Linked DNA regions of Homo sapiens: region 2 is linked to region 1. A link is a loop called in an ENCODE intact Hi-C map of the cell type or tissue named here. Cell type or tissue: IMR-90. All regions are shown on one strand. Each heading gives the region's core, and the rest is flanking DNA. Links, peaks and the distances in the headings are about the cores only.

What was found. Hi-C counts contacts between places; a loop is a spot of excess contacts. Peaks named below come from ENCODE experiments on the same cell type or tissue, not always from the same donor. Only the 100,000 strongest peaks of a DNase experiment are listed, where the experiment ranks them.
Region 2: it touches region 1 in a loop (12-fold over the local background); 64 of 110 quality-filtered maps call a loop at or near these places.

What each region holds. Positions count from the first base shown.
Region 1 is chr3:141,190,558-141,194,950 of GRCh38, reverse strand. No RefSeq gene overlaps it. Among named protein-coding and RNA genes, the nearest start is that of PXYLP1, 39 kb to the left of the region's middle. In IMR-90, for the core only: a CTCF peak has its summit at 2,499 (motif pointing right); a DNase peak (open chromatin) is centred at 2,490; H3K27me3 peaks cover 473 bases.
Region 2 is chr3:140,896,699-140,901,091 of GRCh38, reverse strand. No RefSeq gene overlaps it. Among named protein-coding and RNA genes, the nearest start is that of SLC25A36, 43 kb to the left of the region's middle. In IMR-90, for the core only: a CTCF peak has its summit at 2,571 (motif pointing left); a DNase peak (open chromatin) is centred at 2,511; H3K27ac peaks cover 222 bases; H3K27me3 peaks cover 7 bases.

The DNA of each region.
Region 1 (4,393 bases), core at 120-4,119:
GAGGCTCTGGTTAGGAGGCTCCACTTGGTGATGAGGAATGAGTTTGTCCTCCCTCTTAAAAAAGCAGTCTGGCCATGTTTTCATGGGTCTGTTGTGCTGTGCTGGGATACTACTTCCACCCCTGGTTGGCTTGGACTCTCTAAAGCCTGAAGGCTGGAACTCCTAAGTCACCCAAACAGCAAAGATGGTGGCCCACCCCTCCCTCTGGGAGTTCTGTCCCAGGGAGTTTTCAAATTTCTGCAGGCTGAAGAACACCGGTGGGGGTGGCTGGAGGCTCCGGTTGGGAGGTTCTGCCCAGTGAGGAGGAAGAGGATCAGGGACTGCTTAAAGAGACACTGTGGCCATGCTTTCATAGAGCAGCTGTGCTGTGTTGGGGTACCTCTCCTTCCCCCAGTCAGCTTGGGCTTTCCAGAGCCCAGAGGCTGGAACGGCTAAGTCACCTAAACAGCAAAAATGGTGGCCCACTCCTCCCTCCGGAAATCTGTCCCGGGGAGTTTTCAAATCTCTGTTGGGCAGAGAACACCGGCAGGGGTGGCTGGAGGTCCCATTTGGGAGGTTCTGCCCAGTGAGGAGGAACGGGATCAGGAACCTGCTTTAAAGAAGCAGTCTGGCGGCCGGCCGCGGTGGCTCACACCTGTAATACCGGCACTTTGGGAGGACAAGGCGGGTGGATCATGAGGTCAGGAGATCGAGACCATCCTGGCTAACATGGCGAAACCCCGTCTCTACTAAAAATACAAAAAATTAGCCGGGTGTGGTGGCAGGCGCCTGTAGTCCCAGGTACTCAGGAGGCTGAGGCAGGAGAATGGCGTGAACCCAGGAGGCAGAGCTTGCAGTGAGCCGAGGTCATGCCACTGCACTCCAGCCTGGGTGACAGAGCGAGACTCCATCTCAAAAAAAAAAAAAAAAAAGAAAAAGAAGCAGTCTGGCCACACTTTCACAGAGCAGCTGTGTTATGTTGGGGTACCACTTCTGCCCTGGTCAGGTGGGCTTTCCAAAGACTGCAGGCTGGAACGGCTAAGTCACCCAAACAACAAAAATGGTGGCCCACCCTTCCCTCTGAAAGCTCTGTCCCAGGGAGTTTTCAAATCTCTGTTGGCCAGAGAACACTGGTGGGGTGGCTGGAGGCTCTGGTTAGGAGGTCCTGCCTGGTGAGGAGGAATGGATTGGGAACTTGCTTAAAGAACAACAGTCTGGCCATGTTTTGGTAGAGCAGCTGTGCTGTGCTGGGGGATCCCTTCTGCCCCTGGTCAGTTTGGACTCTCCAAAGCCCACAGACTGGAACAGCTAAGTTGCCCTAACAGCAAACCTGGCAGCCTGCCCTACCCCCAGGAGCTCCATCCCAGGGAGGCGCCATGCTGCTACTGGTGTCTGGCTGGAATTTTTATCCTGTGAGGCACTGTGGAAGTGGGGCCTGCAGACCATTAGTGCTTGGCCCCCTGGATTCAGCCTTTTTCCTAGGGGTATGTATAGGGGTCTAACCTGCTTTGTCAGAATTGCGGTTACTTTTGCTGGGAAGCCCGGAGCTGGAGTATCCAAAGCTCCTGGGTCTCCATGCACGCGTGCCTGAGCAGGTGCTCTGCTGAGACTCCACATAGCTTCGTGTGTCAGGCTGAAGGACCTGACTAAGTGGGTTCACAAGGGATATCCTGATTCAAGGGTTGCAAAGAACCGTGGGAGAAATGTGGTTTCCTGGGGTCGCCCACTCACCCACTGCTTCCCTGGGCAGGGGAGGTTCCCTTGGCTCTATGTTGCTCCTAGGTGGGCTGTCATCCTGCCTTGCTTTTCTCTATCCTCCCTGGTCGTGTTGTTTCCTTGATTAGTCGCAGTGCGAGTATCTGGAGGTTTCTGTTGAAGGTGCGTATTTATTCACCCTTTCCGTTCCTCTTCCTAAGAGCCACACACACTAGCTGCTTCTAGTCGGCCATCTTGGCCACTCCCCCTAGACTAGAGATCTTCAATGTCTTCTTGAATCTTTACCTGCAATCCTCAGCTGTGACCCAAGCCTTGAATTTTCCTAACAATCCCCTTTGTCTATCTCCCCCTGCCCTCTAAACTGACCTACCCTGTGGCCCAATCTATCAAGATACTTGACTCTGCTATGAAACTGGTAAGGCAGTTTGTAATAATTGGATGATGTACTGTTTATTTTTCATTTTATTGGGAGAGAAGTTACATTTTATGGAGCATCTACTTTGTGCTAGGTGTTTTAACTCAGTTATCTTATTCACCACAAAAACTCCGAGTGGGTGTATTACCCATTTTGCCAATAAGGGAAACTAATATGCAGGGAAGTTAAGTGATACGCCCAAGGTCACACAACCAGTGAACGATGGAGCAGGAGAGTGAGATCCAGCCAGTGCATTTTCAATCCTTTCCTTGGCGCATACGGTATTCCTCCTTTCCTTCTCTGCAAAGTGCTAACTAGCAGCAGTCACCAGAGGGCAATGCGGGGCGGCCATGAGCCTGGCTCTCCTGCAAGGCCTGTTGTTAAGAGACTGAGCCTGTGGTCCCCAAATCTACCACCAGGGGGCAGGCGGGGAAAAGAAATGACACATACTGCACGGAAGGAGTGGTGGAGCAGCAAACGGGGGCGGCCACAGCAGCTCACTGACAATGTGAGTTGTTCTAGATATTACAGGTTCCACAGTGTGTTACTGAAATCTTCCCTACATGTATTGAAGCACCATATACCAACCAGAATTTTAATCTTTTTCGTTGATTAACTTAAAAGCTTCAGTAGCATTATGCTTTGGTAAAAAGAACACAATCCAGTCTCTGCAACTTCCTGGCTTGGGCAACAAATAAACACCATTAATTACCTCCTGCATGCCAGGCACTTTACATGCTTTATCTCATTTAATCTTTACATCTTTGAGAGGTTCAGAGAAGTAAAGTGATCTGCCCAGATTTACACAGCAGAGCCAGGATTGGTGGGTCTGGCTTCAAGGTTGCTTATCCATCCATTCAAGCCTCAGTAGCCTCATCTGTCAAAGGGACATGATCATAACAATACGTATCCCAATGTTGCGATAGTTAGGCATCAAGCTAATGCACACATATCAAAGGGTGGAGTGCTAAACTGGGTGAAGTAAAAGATGCTACTTCTCTGAGGCCTGCCGCACAGTGAATTCAAAAGCAGATTCACAAGCATAGTCTACCTTTTGCAGCACCAGTAGTGTTATAAATTCTGGTGGTGCATGTTTTCATATCTAATTTACATGGAGGGAAACTGAGGCCCAGAAAGGGTAAGACATTTGGCTGAACTCTCTCAATGCCTGGTGTTCATTAGCTCTCATTGATTCACACACTTGACAAACATTTATTGAATGCCTACCATGTGTCAGGCTTGTGCCAGACACTGGAATCCAGGGATGACTCATATATTGTCTCCACCCCTTACAGTCTAGGGAAGGGATGATTGCTCCAATCAGGACTGAGCCCTCATTCTCTACTGCCTTCTGTGATGTTTCCTCATCCATTCATCCAATCATTGAGCCACCCACCAATTCACCCAACCATCCACTCACCCGCCCATCCATCCATCCATCCATCCATCCACTCATCCATCCATCCATCCATCCATCCATCCATCCATCCATCCATCCACTCATCCATCCATCCATCCATCCATCCATCCATCCATCCATCCATCAATCCATTCATCCATCCATCCATTTATCTACCCACCTATTCATCAACCCGCCCACCTACCTATCCATTCATACATCCATCCATCCATGTATCCATGCATCCATCCATCCACCTATGCACCCACTTATCTGTACATCCATCTAAGCAATTGATTAGACTTTGCTTCCTTTGGGTGAGGTCCCTCATTAGTGCCCCCACAGGCATTTGTGCTTCCCTCTATCACATTACTGATCACTCTTGGTGTCATGGTGTGTTATTTTGTCTGTGCCCACTTCTAAATAGTGAGCTCCTGGAGAACAGGAGACACGGGCATAAGAAACACTCAGTAACTGCATGTTGAATAAAGCAGTGGTACCAAAAGTAGGATTCTGGGCACCTCAAGTCTTGTGAAAGATGACCCACTGAGATCCAGGGGGACAATTTTAGAACTTCCATTTGCATTTAATTTTTAACTAAATCACAAGAACACAATTAATCATCTATTGGTATTTAATACCTAGATTGATAATGATGTAGCTGATGTATTGTATACCCCTGCATCACCCTGGTACATGAAGCATCCCGAGAGGAGGATGGGAATTCCACACCAACGATGGCCTACTGTGGCCTCCTCTCTTGTTTTCTGACTTTCAGGCAATTGCAAAACAGCATTTTTTCAACTATAGGATGTCACTGGTGGTAACTTTAGGAAAACGAGATTTTCAAATATCAGAGTCTTTGTGTAATTTTGTAACAAGAT
Region 2 (4,393 bases), core at 206-4,205, 290 kb after region 1:
GTTGCAAGATTTAACAGAGTGAAAACAGAGCTCCCGTACAATGGGAGGGGACCCAAAGGGAGTTGCCCACTTCTGGCTTGAATGCCTGGTGTTTATATCCCAATCATTGTCCCTCCCCCTGTGCTCTCAGGTGATAGATGATTGACTGTTTGTTTACCTCCTGTCTTTAGCCTAATTGATATTTTAGTGAGCCGTCTTTACTACCTGATTGGTTGGGTATGAGCTGAGTTACAAGCCCTGTGTTTAAAGGTAGGTGCGGTCACCTTCCCCAGCTAGGCTTAGGAATCCTTAGTTGGCCTAGGAAATCCAGCTAGTCCTGTCTCTCACTCTCAGGGGCTCACATCCTTCTTACTCTATGTACTACCAATCTTCTTTGGAGAAACACAGGAAAAAACTTAACTCTAAAGTACAGGTTGGGAAACTTTCTTAAGGGTTAGGGAGTAAATATTTTAGGCTTTGTGGACCAATGAGTCTCCATCACAACCAGTCAACAGCCATGGTAGCCATAGACAATATGTAAACCAACAGGGCTGTGTTCTGGTACAATTTTCTTTATGGATAATGAAATTAGAATTTGTATAATTTTCTCATATCCAGAAATATACTTCTTTTGATTTTTTTTCATTAGCCCTTTCAAAATGTATTCTAAGGTCATGGGCTGTACAAACATGGGTGGGCAGGATTTGGCCTGTGGGTCTTGGTTTGCTGACCCCTGCTTTAAAGTACAAGTGAAGACCCAAATATAATGGACTAACCTTTCGGAGATGTTGAGGCAGAGGCTGGGCATGGTGGCTCACACTTGTAATCCCAGCATTTTAGGAGGCTGAGTCAGGCAGATCACCTGAGGTCAGGAGTTCAAGACCAGCCTGGTCAACATGGTGAAACCCCATCTCTACCAAAAATACAAAAATTAGCCGGGCGTGGTGGTGGGTACCTGTAATCCCAGCTACTCATGAGGCTGAGGCAGGAGAATCGCTTGAATTTGGGAGGCAGAGGTTGCAGTGAGCTGAGATGGTGCCACTGCACTCCAGCCTGGTGACACAGAGAGACTCTGTCTGGAAAAAAAAAAAAAGAAAGAAAGAAATGTTGAGGCGGAAGAATCTTTTCCTTCCTTTGCTGTCCTCAGAGCCAGCACATTGTAGTACCCAGTACATACTCTGTCTGAGTGATTGGAATTTCAGGAGCCTCAATGAGGGAGGGATGTTTAACACGGAAGGTCATCAGAAGATCCTGATAGAGGAGAGACTTTTGCACACTAGTCACTCTCAGGAGTGGGAGAGAAAGTGCCCTGCCCTGAGTCCTGTACTTTAAAAGGCCCATGTTGGTCCTGGGCCCAAAGATTAAGGAATCCCCAGAGCAACGAGGACATGCCCTCTTGGAGCCTAACCCCCACCTCCATGCTTCAGGCACTTGAAGCCCTGTAATTCCCTTCTCAAATAACCACCAGTCCATTTTTAGGTGAGTGTGGCCTCCTCCCTCATCCCATTCTCCTGTGCACAGACTACACTGTCAATGTGCTCACACCCAGGCCTAAGAAATGGCCAAGGGGCAGCTGTTTGCAGAGGGTGTGGTTAGAGCTTGGCAGCAAGGGCTAGGGCTTGTGTGTGCTGAGGGTGGGAAGAGAAGGGGAGTTAGCCTGAGCTGGAGGGCCAGAGATGGCTTCTTCTATGTAAGCATGTTCAGGCATAGAATTCTGAATTTAAACCTGGCTTTCTAGGTAGTTATAAAGGTATATTTGTCAAGGTGACAGGATAAGACATATTTTAGTGAACAATTTGTTAGTTTGATTTATACCTTAAATATCTAGACATATAGTATGTGGGCCTCCATTTGTACCTGTATCCTAAACTCTAAAAATATTAGGGATAGGCCTGCTTTTACAGTAAAGATGTAACTTTGAAATGGAGGTGGGGGCTGGGAGTCAGTGGTGTGGTAAAGCAGGCGTGTTGTGGCAAAAGCCCATTGGGTGCATCTCTTCCCAACTGTGTGTTCAATGACACCATGTTAGAAGCTTAAAGTTGGCCAAGGAAGGAGTATGTACACCATAAAAATTGGCAAATGCTACAAGTCAGAGCTGTTTTGTTTGTTTGTTTTGAGAGCTGATTGCCAAACGTTTCCCAGCTACTGCACACTGTGATTGCCCATTGCCCACTGGGAGAGGCTGGCTTATCCCTACTCTGCTCCATAGTCTCTCCCCAAAGAATGTATGATTATCAAGGAGATTACCTTTGACAGATGTGTTCAGCAGAAAAGTGTGACTGTGAGAGAGCATATGGAATCTCTTACTTATTTGTAAGACTTTCTGAAAGAAGCCATGTTCCTGGTTGTCCTGAGCTAGGCCCCTAAGCAATGCCAAGCTCTGATTCTTAGAGCAGAATCTCTATAGAGGTCAGCTATTGCAAAGCATGAACACTCCCACCCTCATACTTTATGTTTGCAGAATACTTCTAAACTCAGAAAAACACAAAATGACTTTTGTGGTTGATCCCTGGATTCCTTTCTCTGAATGTACCAGTAGTTGCAAAATCTATGGTTTTTCATCTTTTATTTCCCATGCCTGCCCTCTGATGGTGGATTGAGAGAAATACAGGTAGATTCCTATCAATGTCATAGAATAGGGAAGAGGAGTTGGTTTACAAACTGCCATCTCGTGGGGCCAGGCAGAAAATATAGAAGAATGAAGATGGCAGGATGTGAGAAGAATGGGGAGTTGTGGAGTATACTGAAGAGCTCATGTCCTATCTAAAAGGAATGACCCTACTCACTCGGGGACTAAGACTACCTCTAAGAGACTATGAGTCTAGAACAGAGGTCATAGCCTGGCAACATACACATGGATGGCTTTGTTTGACCTTCATCGTATTGATTCATTTACTGTTTCCAAATAGTTAAATTAGTTGCATACATGAAAAATTTTTACTTCCAGCTTTTCTTGTAAAGATCTGAATATTTGGCAACCCCAAGTTCACACTACCATTTGCCAACAACTTGGTGATACTTTTGAAAATGGCAAGTGACATTCAAGAACAAGTTATTGTGATTTTCCCAGTCAAAGCAAGCATTATGTCTTTAGTATACCAAACAGATGTTTCCATATGCTTTATGCTCTAGATATTCCAGAAACAAATAATCATTTTTTAGTTGCTTTTAAAAATTAGTATATCATACAAACAAAAGCACACGCACACACACACACACGCACACACACACTACAAGGTATATGGAATAATAAACAGCTTTCTCCACACTACCAGTGTCCTACCCCATTGGAATCCTCTTCCTACCCCCACCCCTGAGGAAAAATCCATTCTGACAGTTATCTTTATTATTCCTTTGCTAAACTCCTAGTGATTCTAGAAAGAAAGTTAGGCAGACGAGCAGGCCAGGAGAGGCCCTCACCCCATAACCAGGAATGTCAGGTAACCATCAGGTGATGGTCAGGTCGTTGTTAAACTGTCTTTCTAAAATAATAATTGGTCACAGCCAGGTCCAGGGAAAGGCTCCAGGGAAAGTCTCCCAATAGATAGATCAGCAGCTTCCTGATAAGATCTGAGGAGTTGGGCAAGTGGGCTCAAGCACGTGCACTAAGAGGCAAAATGATGGAGTTTAACTGGTAAATGACCTTCCTTTAGGAACACTCAACTAGTAAGGGAAAAATGCTATAAGGTGTGTAGGCTGCCTGCACTCACCACTGTTAGCAGGGCATGGCAAGAGTGAGACCGGCCTTGCCAACAGCATCTCAGCTGGGTGAGGCCTATTGCTACCGGCTTTCCCCCACTTCCTTGGCCACAGAGGCAGCCATAATCCGCTCTGAAACATACCCCATTGGCCCAAGAGCCTCCTCCCTCCCCCAGTTCTCTGCAGTGGCTGCAGCAAGCCCTGCCCAAGGAGAGTCTGAGTCAGACTTGCCTAACTCTTTCCCCACCTGATGGTCTTTCTCTACTTGCCCTGGTAGCCAATCACAAAAGACATAAATTCTTGGGAGCTTTATGACCCTGCCCCTTGCCTGAGAAACCTGAATACTTACACTGGCCAACTTAGGGCAAGCTTATATCCCACTTCTACTATTGCAGCTGGTGCACTCTTGAAAGTGCCATCTCTTGGATGGATGCCAACCAAGTCAGGACATTACAGCAACTCATGACAGAATAACCCTGCTCCAAGGAAGGAGCAAATAATAGCTAATTCAATTGCCTGCAACATCCTGGCTAACCAGAGATCCCGAGTCTGTCCATGGGACAATTTCATTGCTAGCATAACCAGCATATATTCAGCACGCTGAACATATCTACAACCAAGGACTCTCAAAGAGTCTACTTCATTCCCCCACCACCTTCACCAGAGCAGGTGCTGGTATCCACGGCTGAGAGAGCTGAAGATTCATGACATCACA